3 separate regions of the Mus musculus genome follow, and all the other regions are linked to region 1. A link is a loop called in an ENCODE intact Hi-C map of the cell type or tissue named here. Cell type or tissue: gastrocnemius. All regions are shown on one strand.

Evidence for each region. Hi-C counts contacts between places; a loop is a spot of excess contacts. Peaks named below come from ENCODE experiments on the same cell type or tissue, not always from the same donor. Only the 100,000 strongest peaks of a DNase experiment are listed, where the experiment ranks them.
Region 2: a loop joins it to region 1, with 1.8 times the contacts of the local background. A loop is called at or near these places in 11 of 42 quality-filtered maps.
Region 3: a loop joins it to region 1, with 8 times the contacts of the local background. A loop is called at or near these places in 8 of 42 quality-filtered maps.

The regions. Positions count from the first base shown.
Region 1 is chr11:4,218,282-4,223,281 of GRCm38, reverse strand. Castor1 (cytosolic arginine sensor for mTORC1 subunit 1) reads right to left here. Exons shown (of 9, transcript NM_028022.2): 1 at 4,856-5,000; 2 at 4,264-4,334; 3 at 2,990-3,174; 4 at 2,775-2,907; 5 at 2,476-2,599; 6 at 2,023-2,136; 7 at 1,776-1,858; 8 at 1,587-1,681; 9 at 873-1,439. The coding sequence starts at 4,968. The coding sequence ends at 1,362. Among named protein-coding and RNA genes, the nearest start is that of Castor1, 2.6 kb to the right of the region's middle. In gastrocnemius, CTCF peaks have their summits at 2,657 (motif pointing left) and 3,604 (motif pointing right); DNase peaks (open chromatin) are centred at 2,646, 3,122, 3,704, 4,773 and 2 more places; H3K4me3 peaks cover 1,370 bases; H3K27ac peaks cover 2,174 bases.
Region 2 is chr11:4,158,031-4,163,030 of GRCm38, reverse strand. Ccdc157 (coiled-coil domain containing 157) reads left to right here and starts at 2,738. Exons shown (of 12, transcript NM_001164620.1): 1 at 2,738-2,872. It overlaps Sf3a1 (splicing factor 3a, subunit 1), which reads right to left and starts at 2,677. Exons shown (of 16, transcript NM_026175.5): 1 at 2,481-2,677; 2 at 1,864-1,985. The coding sequence starts at 2,543. In gastrocnemius, a CTCF peak has its summit at 2,489; a DNase peak (open chromatin) is centred at 2,708; H3K4me3 peaks cover 2,761 bases; H3K27ac peaks cover 2,039 bases.
Region 3 is chr11:4,420,069-4,425,068 of GRCm38, reverse strand. It overlaps Hormad2 (HORMA domain containing 2), which reads left to right. Exons shown (of 11, transcript NM_029458.1): 4 at 250-313; 5 at 762-798; 6 at 3,460-3,480; 7 at 4,339-4,365. Among named protein-coding and RNA genes, the nearest start is that of Hormad2, 19 kb to the left of the region's middle. In gastrocnemius, a CTCF peak has its summit at 2,950 (motif pointing right); no DNase peak of the experiment used is centred here.

The DNA of each region.
Region 1 (5,000 bases):
AGGCAAAGGCAGGCGGATTTCTGAGTTCAAGGCCAGCCTGCTCTACAAAGTGAGTTCCAGGACAGCCAGAGCTACACAGAGAAACCCTTGTCTCAAAAAAAAAAAAAAAAAAAAAAAAGATTTATGCTGGGCGTGGTGGCATACGCCTTTAATCCCAGCACTTGGGAGGCAGAGGCAGTTGGATTTCTGAGTTCGAGGCCAGCCTGGTCTACATAATGAGTTCCAGGACAGCCAGGGCTATACAGAGAAACCCTGTCTTGAAAAACCAAAAAACCAAAACCAAAACCAAAAAAAAAGTAATCCATTAAAAGCCGGGCGTGGTGGCACATGCCTTTAATCCCAGCACTTGGGAGGCAGAGGCAGGCGGATTTCTGAGTTGGAGGCCAGCCTGGTCTACAAAGTGAGTTCCAGGACAGCCAGGGCTACACAGAGAAACCCTGTCTCAAAAAAAAAACAAAAAAACAAAAAAACCCCAAAAGGCCTGGCTGGCCACTATTCCAAGTGTCATAAAGTGTGTGACTTCTCCGTAAGAGGGGCATAAGCATTCAGGCAAGGCCCGTGGGTTGCAGACAGCAGCCTTGGAGAAAGGTGCTTTGAGACCTCCTGGATAGGTTCTCCAGGATCCAGCCAGGGGACTCTTAGGTAAGAGGGACAGGGGAATTTCTCCCAGTGTGGGGAACTCTCTAGGTTGTTCTGTAAGTAACTACGAATTAAGAGACGCTCTACTTTAGAGATGAACCACATGACTTAGTCACAAATGTGCTGGAGGCTTCAGTTCCTCATTTGTCACATACATAAACTGCTTGAAAAGCCAAGGACGGGGGGACAAGTCTGGGAGAGACCAAGACATGACGCCAGCTGTCACTCAGAACCAGAGGGCACAAATCCGCAAGTCTTTTATTTATATAAACAGTCATGAAAATAAAAGTGAGATTTAATTCTTCCTTCGGAGTCCCGCGAAGGGAGTGCACTGCTGAACTCATCTGGCTAGGAAAGCAGTGCAGGCTGGAGGTCAGAGCCCGGCCCGGGGATGTGAGCCTTAGCCAGGGGAGAGGCGGCTCCAGCTGCAGGCAAGCAGGCTCTGTGCATTGCTGAGGTCACATAGAAAATGTTGGGTCGGGGATCTAAGCCCCAAGCACCAAGGTATCTTTTGTGGGCAGGCATGGCCACGAGTCCCAGCTCCATACAGCTGACAGACAGACAGCAGAACCAGGCATGGCCACGAGTCCCAGCTCCATACAGCTGACAGACAGACAGCAGAACCAGGATCCCTTGGCAGGACCAGGGACTTGTTCTGAAGCTCAGAAAAGTTTCTGGAGCCCCGGGGGGCTTTACGGGAATGCTGGGGGTCTGGTGCTTCCCTATGGGTCCTTGGAAGCCTGGCTTTCCTGCCTTCGCTGGAGAATATCAATGACACAGCCGATCTCGTCTTCAGGAACCTGGAGGGAGTGTACAGCATGAAACGCCAGGCTAACTCTGGCCAGGGATGCCCGACCCCCTAAACTAGCTGTGATGCTGCCCCCCCCCTCCCCCCGCAAGGGACCTCAGTGTGCTTGCTGGAACCTCCGTCCCAGCCAGGTCCTCACCAGCGCATGGTCAAAGTTGAATGTGCTGATGTAGTAAGCAGAGATGTCAACAGCCGCCAGGGGACCCGCAATCTGGGCCACAATCCCACATTCATCTGAGGGTTGGAGACACGGGTGGCTTACCTTAGATGCTGTGAAGACCCACAGGCTTGCCCTCCCCGCCCCCCCCAGGGAGTGAGTGGACCTCACCGAAGCCCAGGGGCTGTCCCCCGATGCGCACCATCCTCCACAGCTCCCCAGAAGAACTGGTCAGCAGGAGGTCACTGGGGAACCTGGGGAAGCAGTGGGTGATGGGAAAGGCACTTCACGCACCCCCATCTAGCCTGACCCATAGGGCCTGTCCTGCTAACCTCGGAACCTGGCACCCCTCCCCCACCTTCCCTGAGGCTGGCTGAGGGTCTGTGGTCTATGGAGAATTAAGGAAGGAGTTACATACTTTCTCTGGATCTCTGCATCCATGACAATGGAGATGTACCCCTCGATGAGGGAGAAAGCGAAGAACGGAATGGACGTTGATTCAGGACCGCCCGAGGCCGCTTCCTTGGGGACACTTAAGAGATATGATGGCAGGGAACATTACCTAACGAGCAGACCACAGAGGAGGAGCCGGACAGCTCTGGGAAGGCCCTTGAATCTCTTACTTCATTGTGAGAGACCCCTGATTTCCTGAGGGATAAGCCCCAACGGCCAGAGGCCTTGAGCAGAGGGAGAGCCGGATTGGGAGTATATGGCTGGGAAGTGGCTCTGCCGACACCTCTGGCTGAGGCCTAACAGGCTGTCAGAACCCTAAGGCACTGAGCATGACACAGAGTAACAGAAGGGATGAGACAAAAGGCAGAGGGCAGGAAACAGTAGTGGGAGGCAGAGATCACGTGCACGCATGACCCACCTGTGGGAGTAGAAGAGGACATCGATGAGGGTGGTGGCGACAGCCGGCAGTGTCTCAGGGTCCAGTGTGAGGACACAAAAGCGGTTCTGAGGGCTCTGAATGGGATGCACCGTGGGACTGGGCCCTGCTCAGGAGACAGGGGCCACAAGGTTATCTTGGACTGGGGCGACCCCTGGTGGCAGGTCAAGGAAAGGCTAGCCCATCTCATACAGTGAGAGTGTTTTGCACCCTTTTAAAAGACAAGCCCTCCCGTGGGAAAAGGTCCCACTTAAATCTGGGTGCTGGCGGGCAGACCTCACCGTGCTGGATCTGGGGAAAGCCATTGCTGGAATCGTCTCCAGTAACGGGCACAGGCTCCCCGCCTACTTCACGGTAGATTTGGAACTCCTGGGCCAGTGTGTGGATCACCACAGACAGGTCCTGCTCCCGTACCTGGGTCAAGGCAAAGGACACATATTACGCAACACCAGGTCCCTCTGCGTATGACCTGCATTAGCACCTGCCCAAAACCCACCAGGATGAAGTCTGTCTGGTATGTGGACAACATCAGAACAGACACATGGTGTTCAGCCAGCGGGGCAATGACAGACCGGGCAATCTTGGTTACTCCAGCAGCCTGCACCACGGAGCCACTGTGAGATACGTTCATCACCAGCCATGTGGCCTCAGCCACTTGCAGGAACTCGGATGGGGGTAGCTCTGTGGGCAGGAGGTACATGCCTGGTTAGTCAGCTCTCTCCGCCTCTCAGTTTCTCTGTTTAAACCTTGCCCATCAGATCTGTTTCCTGACAGACTCAGAGCTCAGGGCCGGTTCCTATCGTTTCTACCTTGGTGTGCATCATGCGAGCATTCTCAGTGAGCATTACTACTCCAAACTCACAACTAGATTCAAGGCCCAGATTTTTCTTTTTCTTTTTTCTTTTTACACCATTTTGCTGTGTGAGACAAGTGTGTTTTGGGGCGTTTTGTTTGCTTTGAGACAGCGCCTTTACAATGTAGATTAAGCTGAGATTTAACTTAAACTGATCTTATTGCCACAGCCTCCTATGTGCTGGGATTACAAACACCATTTAGTCTGTTTCCTATCTGCAAAATGGACTTCATGGGCTTCAAAGCACCACCAGAGGGCACCCAGTGACCAACTGATGGGAAAGCTCCCTTGCAGACAGATTTCCCTACAGAACAGGGAATCTAAGTCCTTAGGGAGGGAGGCTCAGCCAAACTCTAGGTGGCTAGCTTGAGACTCCAGGCCTTAGAGGATGGGGCAAGCAGGCAGACATGGAAGCCAGAAGTCATTTCCCCGGTCCCAGTCCTGAACAGGGACAAGGGCCAGGGTAGCTGTTGTTCACTCAGACTCAGCCAGGAGGCCCTGGACCCTGCTCTGGGCTTGCTGCCTGCCCCTGCATTCCTTCCCTAACTCTCAGCCGCCTAGGCTTCCCAAGCCAGTAAGGGAGGGGCTGCTTTCCACTGGGGAGACAAGTCCAAGAAGAAATAATGTTCAGGGTAAAACAGCTGCAGGAACCCCTTTATTTTCCCCTAAAACTGTGAGACACCATGGCCACCTGTGCTGGCCTGGGACTCATATTCAGCTCCGTGTGGGTTTTACGTTTATAAAACTCTCACAAATTTTGTCAAACGGTCACGACTCCATCCCACACAGTACTTCAGTGAGTGATGGAAGGTTTGAACCCGGACCTATATTCCTTTGGGGTCTAAGCTCTCTGGGAAGCTGGATCCCTAAACTTAGTAAGAATACTGCTTAGAGGCAAACAAGGAACCAGTTCCGACCTTTAAAGCCCTCCTCATCCACCATGAGAGTGTAATCTTCCGGAGTCTCAGTCAGGCTGAAGAACTTGCACCTAGGAGGAGGGAAGGGGTGGGAAGACTTTCAGCCTAGAGTGAATGGAATGGAGACAGCAAATGAAGTCTGCTCCAGCAGCACTAAAGGACCCCCCACCAGGAGCCTTCCGGACCCGCACTCGGGCCTCACTCTCTTCCTTGGATCAATGAGTCTAGATCCCATATTTGGGATCTCCCCTCCATTCCACAGAAGTGGAAGGCTTTGGGTCCCCCTGGACAACTCTCAAAAGTTAACGTGAGGAGACTAGAAAGGGGCTACAGCCTGCCAAGGAACACATGCCCCCACTACACTGCCTACTCCAGGCAGTTTGCACCTTGACAAGCCCTGGGAGCGGGGCCCTCCGGGCCGGATAGGCGGCGTCGCAGAAAGGGTAAGGCCCAGGCTGGATGATGGCCAGAGTGGCTAGCGTCCCCACCCGGTACCCGCTGCTTCGCGGCGACTCTAGTCCTCCGCCCCTGGCCCAGAGGGGCAGAGGAGCCTCCACCCGCCCGACCTGCGCTCGTGAACCCGGGTGCGCACCGACTGCGACAGGGCAGGAAGAGCAGCTTGATGAGCGGGTGGGTGTAGAGCCAGAGGCCCGGACGGGCAATGCTCAGTACTCGCACCCGGTGCTCTAGGATGTGAAGTTCCATCGCAGATACGGCAGCCCCGGCCTGGCCGCCAG
Region 2 (5,000 bases), 60 kb after region 1:
CCTACCTTCAGAGTACATGAATACACTGGCCCCACCTTAGTTTTTGAGGCAAAGGACAAAAGCTCTCTCATTGAATATGAAGCATAGCAATTTGCTCCAGGAATCTGTGTCTCTATTTCCCAGTACTGAGGTTACCAGACGTAGCCACTGCTCAATCTCGCTTTAACATGGGTATCCATGGAATATACACCATGGGATCCAAACTCAAGTTCTTGTACTCAACACCTGACTGAACTGAGGTGTCTCCCCAATCCCTGAAGCTTTCAATGCTCTCTTAGCCGTTACTGTTTCACACAGAGTTCCTTCTAAAGAAAACTTCTAGCCGGGCATGGTGGCACACGCCTTTAATCCCAGCACTCAGGAGGCAGAGGCAGGCGGATTTCTGAGTTCGAGGCCAGCCTGGTCTATAGAATGAGTTCCAGGACAGCCAGGGCTACACAGAGAAACCCTGTCTTGAAAAACAAACAAACAAACAAACAAACACAACAACAACAACAAAAAAGAAGAAGCCTTCTATAAGGGAAAGACAGTGTGCAAACTCCTCTTACAGCTTCACTGACCAAGTGGAAACACTGGAAACCGTCTCAAAAGAAAACACATAGCCTGGACACTGCAACCTTTCCATAGAAAGCATGCAGCATGAGGGAAACTAAAAATTAGGAAATGTTTCCAATTTAGCATGCAAAGAAAATCAAGACATGACAGTACTTGTGTTGCTATTACTGTATCTAAAAAGGATGCCATGGTCAGAAGGAAACAGCTAATGGTGACAACAGCTGACAGGGGTTGTCCTCACAGTAAGATTGCTCTTCTTCATTATGCAACAGCCTTTCCCCAATTATTAGCATCACAGGAGAGAGGGGGGAAGGCATTAGGGTTATTATTAAATATTAGCCAATCACACACAACACTCAATGCCCTATCGTGAGGCATCTTTTCAGTGAAAATCCAAATTAATTAAAGTCTGCAAAGTGATCTGAACTCTCACGGTGTGCACAGTACAATTTACCAATCAGAATCTCTTTTGATGTGTCACTTCATTAGGAAGGTGGGAACAAAACAGTATTAAATGATTCAAGGTGGTAGGGATGCTCGCTAAAGGGAGTGACAAAGTGTGGGTCCTGGACAACACACGTCCTGTACACACTTCAAGGCCAAGAAGCTCTGCCATGTAAGAAGCAGCCTGGTTCAGGAAAAGCCAGAAATTCAGACTGACTGTGAAATCACCTCATTTCTAAGTGTGGTAATAGGATTTTTCTCTTTTAAGGATTCTAAGGACAAACTAAACATCTGCAGACTGGATAATGATGCTGGCTGCCAAAAGAATACTCTATAAGTGCCCTAAGCCAGGAGATGTGTTGACCGTTGGAAGTCAAGTGGCCCTTAGAAGATTCCATCCAAGGGTGCAGAAGTATGTGGGATGAGGAGGTTGAGGAATCCTGACCAATGTTCACCTTGCCTGGAAACTAGCTAACATGCTGAACAGCTTGCTCTGGATTCAGCTGAGGCTCTGGGAAAGTCGTCCTTTCACAATGAGAATAATCAACTCTTCTTTTTCTTTCTTCAGGTTAACACAGCATATGCACATCAGCAGCCACAAAGAAGCTACCAGGAATTTCCACAGACTTGTTTTGGAAGCAGAAACTCCTAGTGACTACACAGCTAGGCATGGCTTTCACTGCGATTACTGTTGTGGTATGTCAACCATACCAGTCCTATCTATCACCTACCTCATTGCTCTCCTGTGGTTTTGGAAGAAGTAAGGAGTCTAAGCCAGAGCCTCTAGAACTCCCCATGATGCCCCTGTGCTGCTTTAAAAGACCTTTATACTACAAGTTCCCTCTGTGCAGAAGCAGCTGTTACCTGGCCACAAAACTGGCAGTCTTGTCGACGATGTTCCTGACCTCCGGGGGAGGGTAAATAATGCCGACCACTGGCTTGGAAGGGGTGGGATCCTCCTTTGACGATGCTTCTTCTTCAATTGGCTGTGAAAACAGAGAAAAGGTAGTAAGGGCTTCAAGTCCCCGGCTCGGATTAGGCTATCATAAACGCTCCATGATACTGACAGGAACGTCTGTCCTGTAGACTGCAGACTCTCTTGGGTTAGCATCCGAGGACGCAGTTAAAAACAAAACAGGGCAAGTTTCCTTAGCCATACTGTATTTACGCAGCCATTCCTAATCTAGGGGAAAGAATGATTTGCTTAGCTCTCCTCTTTTTGAATGGAGGCTTCGTGGTTCACATAAGACCCCAGAGGAAGCCGGGGGTGCAGGTCCGCATGCTGGTTTTGAAAAGTCCGGTTCTAGGGATATCTTTTTCGAGACCAGAAGGCAACTCAGCGCGCTGACTCCTGGGACTTGCAGTCCCTCCATGTCCTTCGGGGTGGCCTGAGCTTCCAGCAGCAGTGCCACAGCGCCCGCGCGGAGGGGAGGAACGAGGCCTCCAGCAGGCCTGCAGGCAGGGAGCGCGGGGCACGATACCTGTTTGGACTCAGTGGCTACTGGCGGCGGCGGGGGTACCGCCTGCACGGGTCCGGCCTGCATGACTGCGACGCTCAGGGCTGCCAGTCCACCTCGGTGGCGACAACCGGTGCGACGACAAGATTAAAGATCACCACACGAAGTATCCAACTCAATGACAAGATGGCGGCGACCCAGAGAGAGAAGCCGCGGGAGCACTTCCGGTCCCGCCCTCTCGCCGTTTCGCACTTCCAGCCCCGCCCCGCCTGCTCCGTGGCGCGGTACGCCGTTGCCAAGGCAGCGGCCTGGGCTCCCAACTTAGAGTTGCGAGGCATTCTCGGAGCCTCAGACGCTCTGGAGGAAGTTCTGTGAGCCAGACAGACACAGAGCTGAGGCTGCGACGCCGGAGACAGGTAAGCCATTCCACATCCTCTGACTCTGAACTTCCCTCCTGACTCTGGCCGGTTCCTCGCCCCCTCAGCGCCCCACCCCTCGCCCCTGTTTCTTTCCTGTTTGGCCTGGCATTTTGAAGATGCCATAGAGTCCCACTTACTACACCTTTAGCCCCATTTTTTGGTTCAGCACCACCTCCTCTGCATCCCTCCTTACAGAGTCCAGGACATGGTGCTAACACCTTTAATTCCAGGAGACAAAAAACGAAGCAGATCTGAGTTCAAGGCCAGCCTGGGACAGAGCAAGTTCTAGATGAAGAAAAGCATAATTCAGGCGTAGTGGTACATATCTTTAATCCCAAGAGACAAAGCCATGCAGATCTCTGAGTTCAAAGTCAATTTCCTGAGCAAGTTTCAGGATAGCCAAGCTTAGGCAGTGAGGGAGTTGAAAAACAGAAAGCTGGTAAGATAATAAAGGGGATCAGGTTCCAGCCACAGGAAGCAGAATTTGGCTGTGTGGCTCTGGCTTTAGAGTCTAGAGTAGAAGGGATTGCTGGGACAGTTGATGCTGGTTAGCTGGAGCTAAGAAATTAGTGATTAAGACGAGACCAGCATCACTGAGGTGAAATCTTCTGGGAAGTGTTTTCTGAGAGCACAAAGAAGCTGTGTTCCAGAGATAGCCATGGTTGTTGCTGCAGCTGTACTTGGCAGTGTGTAAGAGTTACCCAGGCAGTATTAGTTTGAAGGCATGAAGGTGTCATGAAGAGCAGCTGAGGCTTGGCACCGTGAGAGGCCAGGGAAGGCCATTGGTGAAGGTGCAGTTACAGTTACAGTTGATGGCCCAGGACTGAAGGGGTCATGCAAAGGAGTTGAGGCTTGCCCCATGAAGAGAGCCTATGAGAGGCTCTTGGTGAAGCCTAGTTGCAGTGGTAGACCCCAGTGTATTGGAGATGCCAGTACGATAAGATGATAACCAGGAACAGCAGCAGCAGTTGGCTGGAGTCAAGCAGAGCCTAGAGTGCTTCAGAGGGCAGAGCTGGAGAAGTGATGCCAGCCCTTTAGAGGATCCCCAAAAGATCATGTGTGGATCCCAGACATTGGAATAAAAGTTAGATTAAGAAGCTGTAAAGTTGAAGTTGCCTTGGAGACCCCAAGATGTTAGAGATGCCAGAGTCATGAGATACCTGCCAAGGAAAACTGCTAGCAGGGAGTGGGACCAGCCCAGGAGAATGAAGTCTGCTGCTGCTGACTGCCAGATCTGCCAACAGCAGTCGGCAAGGATGAAAGGAGCTGACGATCTGAAGAGCGCTTTGACATTGGATGTGGAGACATGGACTTTGGAGTTTGCCCAGCTGGTTTTCTGTCTTGCTTTGGTCCCAGTATTTTTGACTTTATATGGGATTACAGTTAAGAGACTGCTTGAATCTTAGAAGAGACTTTATTTATTTATTTTTATTTATATGAGTGCACTGTCTTCAGACACACCAGAAGAGGGCATTGGATCCCATTACAGATGGTTGTGAGCCACCACGTGGTTGCTGAGAATTGAACTCAGGACCTCTTGAAGAGCAGTCAGTGCTCTTAACCGCTGAGCCATCTCTCCAGCCCCTGGAATTTTTTTGAACATTGCTGAGGCTGCTATAGAGTATGGGAACCTTTGATGTTGGACTAAATGTATTTTGCATGATGCTGTGTTTAGGTATGGCCCCCATAGCCTCATATGTTTGAACAAGCCTATGGGGGCCAGGGAGTGGAATGTGGTGGTTTGTATATGCTTTGCCCAGGGAGTGGCACTATTAAGAGGTATGTGTGGCCTTGTTGGATGGAATAGGTGCTGCCTTGTTAGATTAGGTGTGCCACTGTGGGTATGGGCTTTATTACCCCTTCTAGCCCCTTGGAAGCCAGTCTTCTGCCAGCTGCCTTTGGAAAACGAAGTGGAACTCTAAGCTCCTCCAACCCACATCTGCCTAGACTCTGCCATGCTCCTCCCTTGATGATACTGGACTGAACCTCTGAACCTGTAAGCCAGCTCCAATTAAATATCATCCTTATAAGAGTTGCCTTGGTCACGTTTTCTCTTTACAGCAGTAAAGCATTAAGTAAGACAGTCAGAGACTGGAAATCGCCATGTAGGTGGTTTTAGAGTTTC
Region 3 (5,000 bases), 200 kb before region 1:
TGGGTGTTTAAACATCAAAACGTGCCATGCAGTGGCGGTGTACACCTTTGATCCCAGCACTCAGGAGGCAGAGCCAGGTGGATCTCTGAGTTCAAGGTCAGCCTGGTCTACAGAGTGAGTTTATGGACAGCTAAGGCTACACAGAGAAACCCTGTCTTGAAAAACTAAATTTTACAAATAAAAAAATAAAGGAAATGCTTTATTTAGCATGAAGTTTTCAGTATAACAGTGATGTTTCTTTTTTTCTAGACCTCAGTTTAAAAATTCTCCGGGAAGACAAAAAGTGTCCGGGGTCATTACATATTATTAAATGGTAAGTAAATTCTGTAAAATTGCCCATCAAACTTTATTTTCTAAAATCTTTTCCTAAAAAGAGAATACTTTATTAGCCCTCTTTCCTGAAAATTGTAGCAATTATTCAGTATTATTTTAAACTATTGATTTCATTTTAGAAGAAAATAGACTTATATAAAGAAAAAAAAATCCTAACTGCGATTATTCACTATATACCTTTGTGTTTACTACCATTCTGTGCTGGGAAGAGAGAGAACACTTCTGTGCTTCAGAGCTGTGTGTTATTTATAATATTCTATAGATATATGGGAATGGCTTGGGGTTTTAAAAGGTGGTTAAACAGAACGGGCAGAATGATTGTTAATTTATATACTGCAAAATAGAAGTGCAAACTAATTACATACTTGGATTTATTTTTTTGGCTGTTCATATGGGCTAAAGTGACATTGGATATTATTTCTTGACAGGATTCAAGGTTGTTTTGATGCTTTGGAAAAGAGATACGTAAGAATTTTTGAAAATTTACCTCCAAATTAAAGACTCATCTTTACTCCTTAAAAAAGTTTAGACATTTTATTTTGTAGTGTTTAACAGTATAGCAGTGCTTGCTTTTTTATTTGTTAGTCGATTTTCTTTTATTTTGTCTGTGTCGCCTCACTGTTGTCTCCCTTACAACAAATAGAAACGAAAGCTTCGTTTTCCTTTTTATATACGCATATCTTTTTTAACCACAGAATTTCCTCTGAAGTCACTGGACAAGATCCACAGGATGTGGGTTAAGGAAGACAAGAATCTGGTAGTTAGCACGTTGAACATGTTCTAAATAGCGGTGACTCGGTTTGCAGATGGAAAAGAAGAAATAGTTAAATAATGAAGTTTTACTCTATTTTATTTTGTTAATTATAACTCCTGTGTATAACTTTGAACTTTTAAAAGACACAGCCCAGATTTTAAGTGCGTATGCTCTCTCATGCTTCAGTAGACACGAATGAAGAATGTGAAGAATGAAGGCTCAAGGTCTGGCTGAAGAGATGCGATGCACCTGAATGAAACCCCTGCTCCTATGCTTGCTCCATTCCCCCAAGTCTTCACTCGTCAGCTCCACGTTAAGCTGCAGTGAAGAGGCTTGCCATTGTGTCAGTAATGTAGTCACGGAGTCCCTCACTCCTTCCCACCTTGGGTGAACAGTTACTCACATTCATTCCATTTTGACCCAGGGGACAGAGGGATACAAAGATAAGACAGATCAGGGAAGGGCTTAGAGACATGGCAGGAGGTGAGTGTTGCTCATATGAGGGCTAATGATTGCTAGTTATCTACTGGTTCAGCTGTACCTGTTGCTAAATTATTGGTTGTCTGGGGTCTGGGTTGAGAAAGAGACATTGCAGGATGAATTTGGCTTCTCGGCAGCGCAGCGGGATGGATTAGCCTCGGAAGTACTGAACACCTAGGAACTTTTCATAAGTTCTTTATTGTTACACAAAAAAGGCACTTTTAGCAAGACAATTTCCGCATAGCAAAACCTCTTATCTGATGTAGGAGTTGTGTGAAGGCCGATTACCTAAGCAGTTCAGTCAGGAGATTTCCTGGTTCGCCAGGTATGTCTTGGGACTAAGTTATGCAAAAACTCTGAATCCTTCAGAAGGGCAGCTCCAGAGATCTCAGCTAACCTGATCAAGGCCGTCCACGCGTGACAAGACCCTCTTTCACTCCAGAGATCTCAGCTAACAGTCCTGATCAAGGCCATCCACGCGGTGACAAGACCCTGTTTCTTACAAAGAAGAAAGGAGTGGGGGAAGAGGAAGAGGAGGAAGAGGAATAAAAAAGCAGGTCACTGGTGACGCAAGCCTTTAAACTCAGCACTCAGGAAGTAGAGGCAGGTCTCTGTGAGTTTCAGGCCAGTGGGACCTACTGAGTGAGTTCCAGGACTACCAGGACTGTTATATAGAAACCCTGTCTCAAGAAAACCCAAAGAAACAAAGAGTAGTTCAAGTAAAACCAGGTTTCAAGTAGCAAGTGCCCTTGGAAGATGTCCTGTTGAAGAACATGGTCTTACTAGTTATGAAATTCTGGGTACTTCCCCTATTGCCCCTCTCATCTCTCACAATTCCTGCTCGTGAACCACACTACATTCTTTCAGAAACTGAACTCTGATCATGTTATCCTTTATGCCTAAAAATTTCCCAGGAATTTAAAAAAGTGTTCAAAGCTGTTTGCACGATCGAGCAGGCCTGAATGTCCCTATTGATTTTCTAAGACACCCTCCCTCACTCCCATGCTCAGGCTACACGAAGACTCTCTAGGATGCCAGTATCTTCCACATACTGTTCCTCTTGCTCAAAAAGGTCTGTCCAGACCCTATGCATGGCCTGCCTAGCTCCATCTTGTCCTGCCGCTAAAATTGTCCCTCATTTGAGGGTTCCCCTAACACTTTGTGTTGTTTCTTCACAGCAGACCCTGAGTATAACAGTGTGGCCATGTGATTTTCTTACTGTTAGTTCCCCTTTCTAGTCGGCATGCATCTTGAGATCAGCGGCTAGCCATATTCTTTCTTCTTTTAATGTGACAATAAACTATTAATAGTTTTACTGTGTGGTCATAAAAATCAGTTATAAAGAAGAAAAAAAAAATCAGTTATATGCTAAAATAGCCACAAGGTGGCACTAAAGTTTTAGTCAACTGCTACAGAATTATGGTCCTCACGTTTTATATTTAAGAATTTATCATAGTGTTGATTCTATTTATGTCTGTATATTCAATATTCTTTAAAGCTGAGAGAATGTCTTTGTAGTTTTGTGATGTATAGAGAAAGGCACGAGTTTGTGAGACACATCAGAGTTTCTAAGTTGTTTACCTTGCTTGGTAAATTTTAAAAGGAGTACTTATTAGGGATTCTTGTGGTACATTTAATTTTGAACAATAATGGATTGTTTTGCATATCTTTTGGTTCCCGAATTAGAAAATAAGAAACTTTTTTTTGATAATCCTTCTTTTGTCCCAGTAAAGCCAGTGTTTGTAATAGAAATTGTTTGAATGGGTGAATTAGTTCCTTTTTCTGACCTTCTGAATATTTTCTCTCTGAAGTAATATTTGAATTAGTCTTCATCAGAATTGTCAATACTATAGTACAAACATATAATAACAGAGTTTTCTTTTCTCTTGAAGCTACACATGGCAGTATTAACAGTAAGTACAAACTTAAAGGCCAAGTCTCTGTCTCTGCATGAACTTTTGGCAAGTACAGCATTAAACAGGCATCTTTCCCGCTTCCCCTCGTGAGATTTATGACATTTTAGCATTTCAAAATTGGATATATCAGAACTTAAGATATTATAAATGTTCAGTATATTTCTTTGACATATATATTATTATATGAGAGAACATATCATATGAGAGAATATATCATATTAATGCTTAGGATTTAAATATATTTTTAGATATGTAACAGATCCAAAGTCTTTTGTTTGAAAGTTTTGTGGACTTTTTTTTTGAAGTTTTATATACCCATAGGTATAAAATGATTGTAGAAAATTGAGATACCATTGATAAAACATATTAATTATTTAAATATTTATGACATAACAAGTTAAGAATTTATTTGTACAGCTGGGCAGTGGTGGCACACGCCTTTAATCCCAGCACTTGGGAGGCAGAGGCAGGCGGATTTCTGAGTTCGAGGCCAGCCTGGTCTACAGAGTGAGTTCCAGGACAGCCAGGGCTACACAGAGAAACCCTGTCTTGAAACAAACAAACAAACAAACAAACAAACAAACAAATGAATTTACTTGTAGTTCAGTCATATTAATCAAAAATACTATGCATCAGTTATAAACTTCCTTATATTTAGTGTTCATAGAAAGTTGTAAAGATTCCGAGTTTTTAGTAAAATACGAGCTCATCCTATATCTAGCTAGAAATATGCCTAGCTGGTGCTCGGGACTCAGTTAGCACAGTACAAATTAAACTCTTCACAAAGACAGTGCATTCAGTGAGCAGCAATTAGTAAGTCTGGAAATTAAGTGCTTTTTATTTTCCCTTAAACAGCTTTACACAAATCCCAAGGAACCTGAGGTAAGAGGGTAGTGTATGTATACTATATTTAAGTATATTTATCTGAAATGAGGCTATCAATTATGTTACTAGACTACCACATAAACAGAGCAATTTATCATGAACTTTATGTTTCATTATAAATGAAACAAGTCTTTTATTATGAAAATATTTTTAGAAACTAGATTTTTTTGTTTTTAGAAACACCCAAAAACCAAAAAAAAAGCAGTTTAGAACTGAGGCTATTGGGCCGGGCCGGCAGTGATGGCACTCGCCTTTAATCCTAGCACTTGGGAGGCAGAGGCAGGCGGATTTCTGAGTTCGAGGTCAGCCTGGTCTACAAAGTGAGTTCTAGACCAGCCAGGGCCACACAGAGAAACCCTGTCTCGAAGAAAAAAAAGAACTGAGGCTATTTTTTATAACATGTCAATATTAAGATTCTCCTAATCATAAATGTATAAAAGTAATTTATTAATATATATTGTAGAACTAATAAGCATTTACTATTGTATGATAATAATAAAATATCTAATTATTTGCTTATGATCTTCTGGAAAAGTAAAAGCTACAGCATTACTCTGAGCTCGTGAGCACTGAACGCCCTCTGTTGATGCTCTCATAGACGCTGAGAGCGTTCCATCTCACTCTCATCTTTA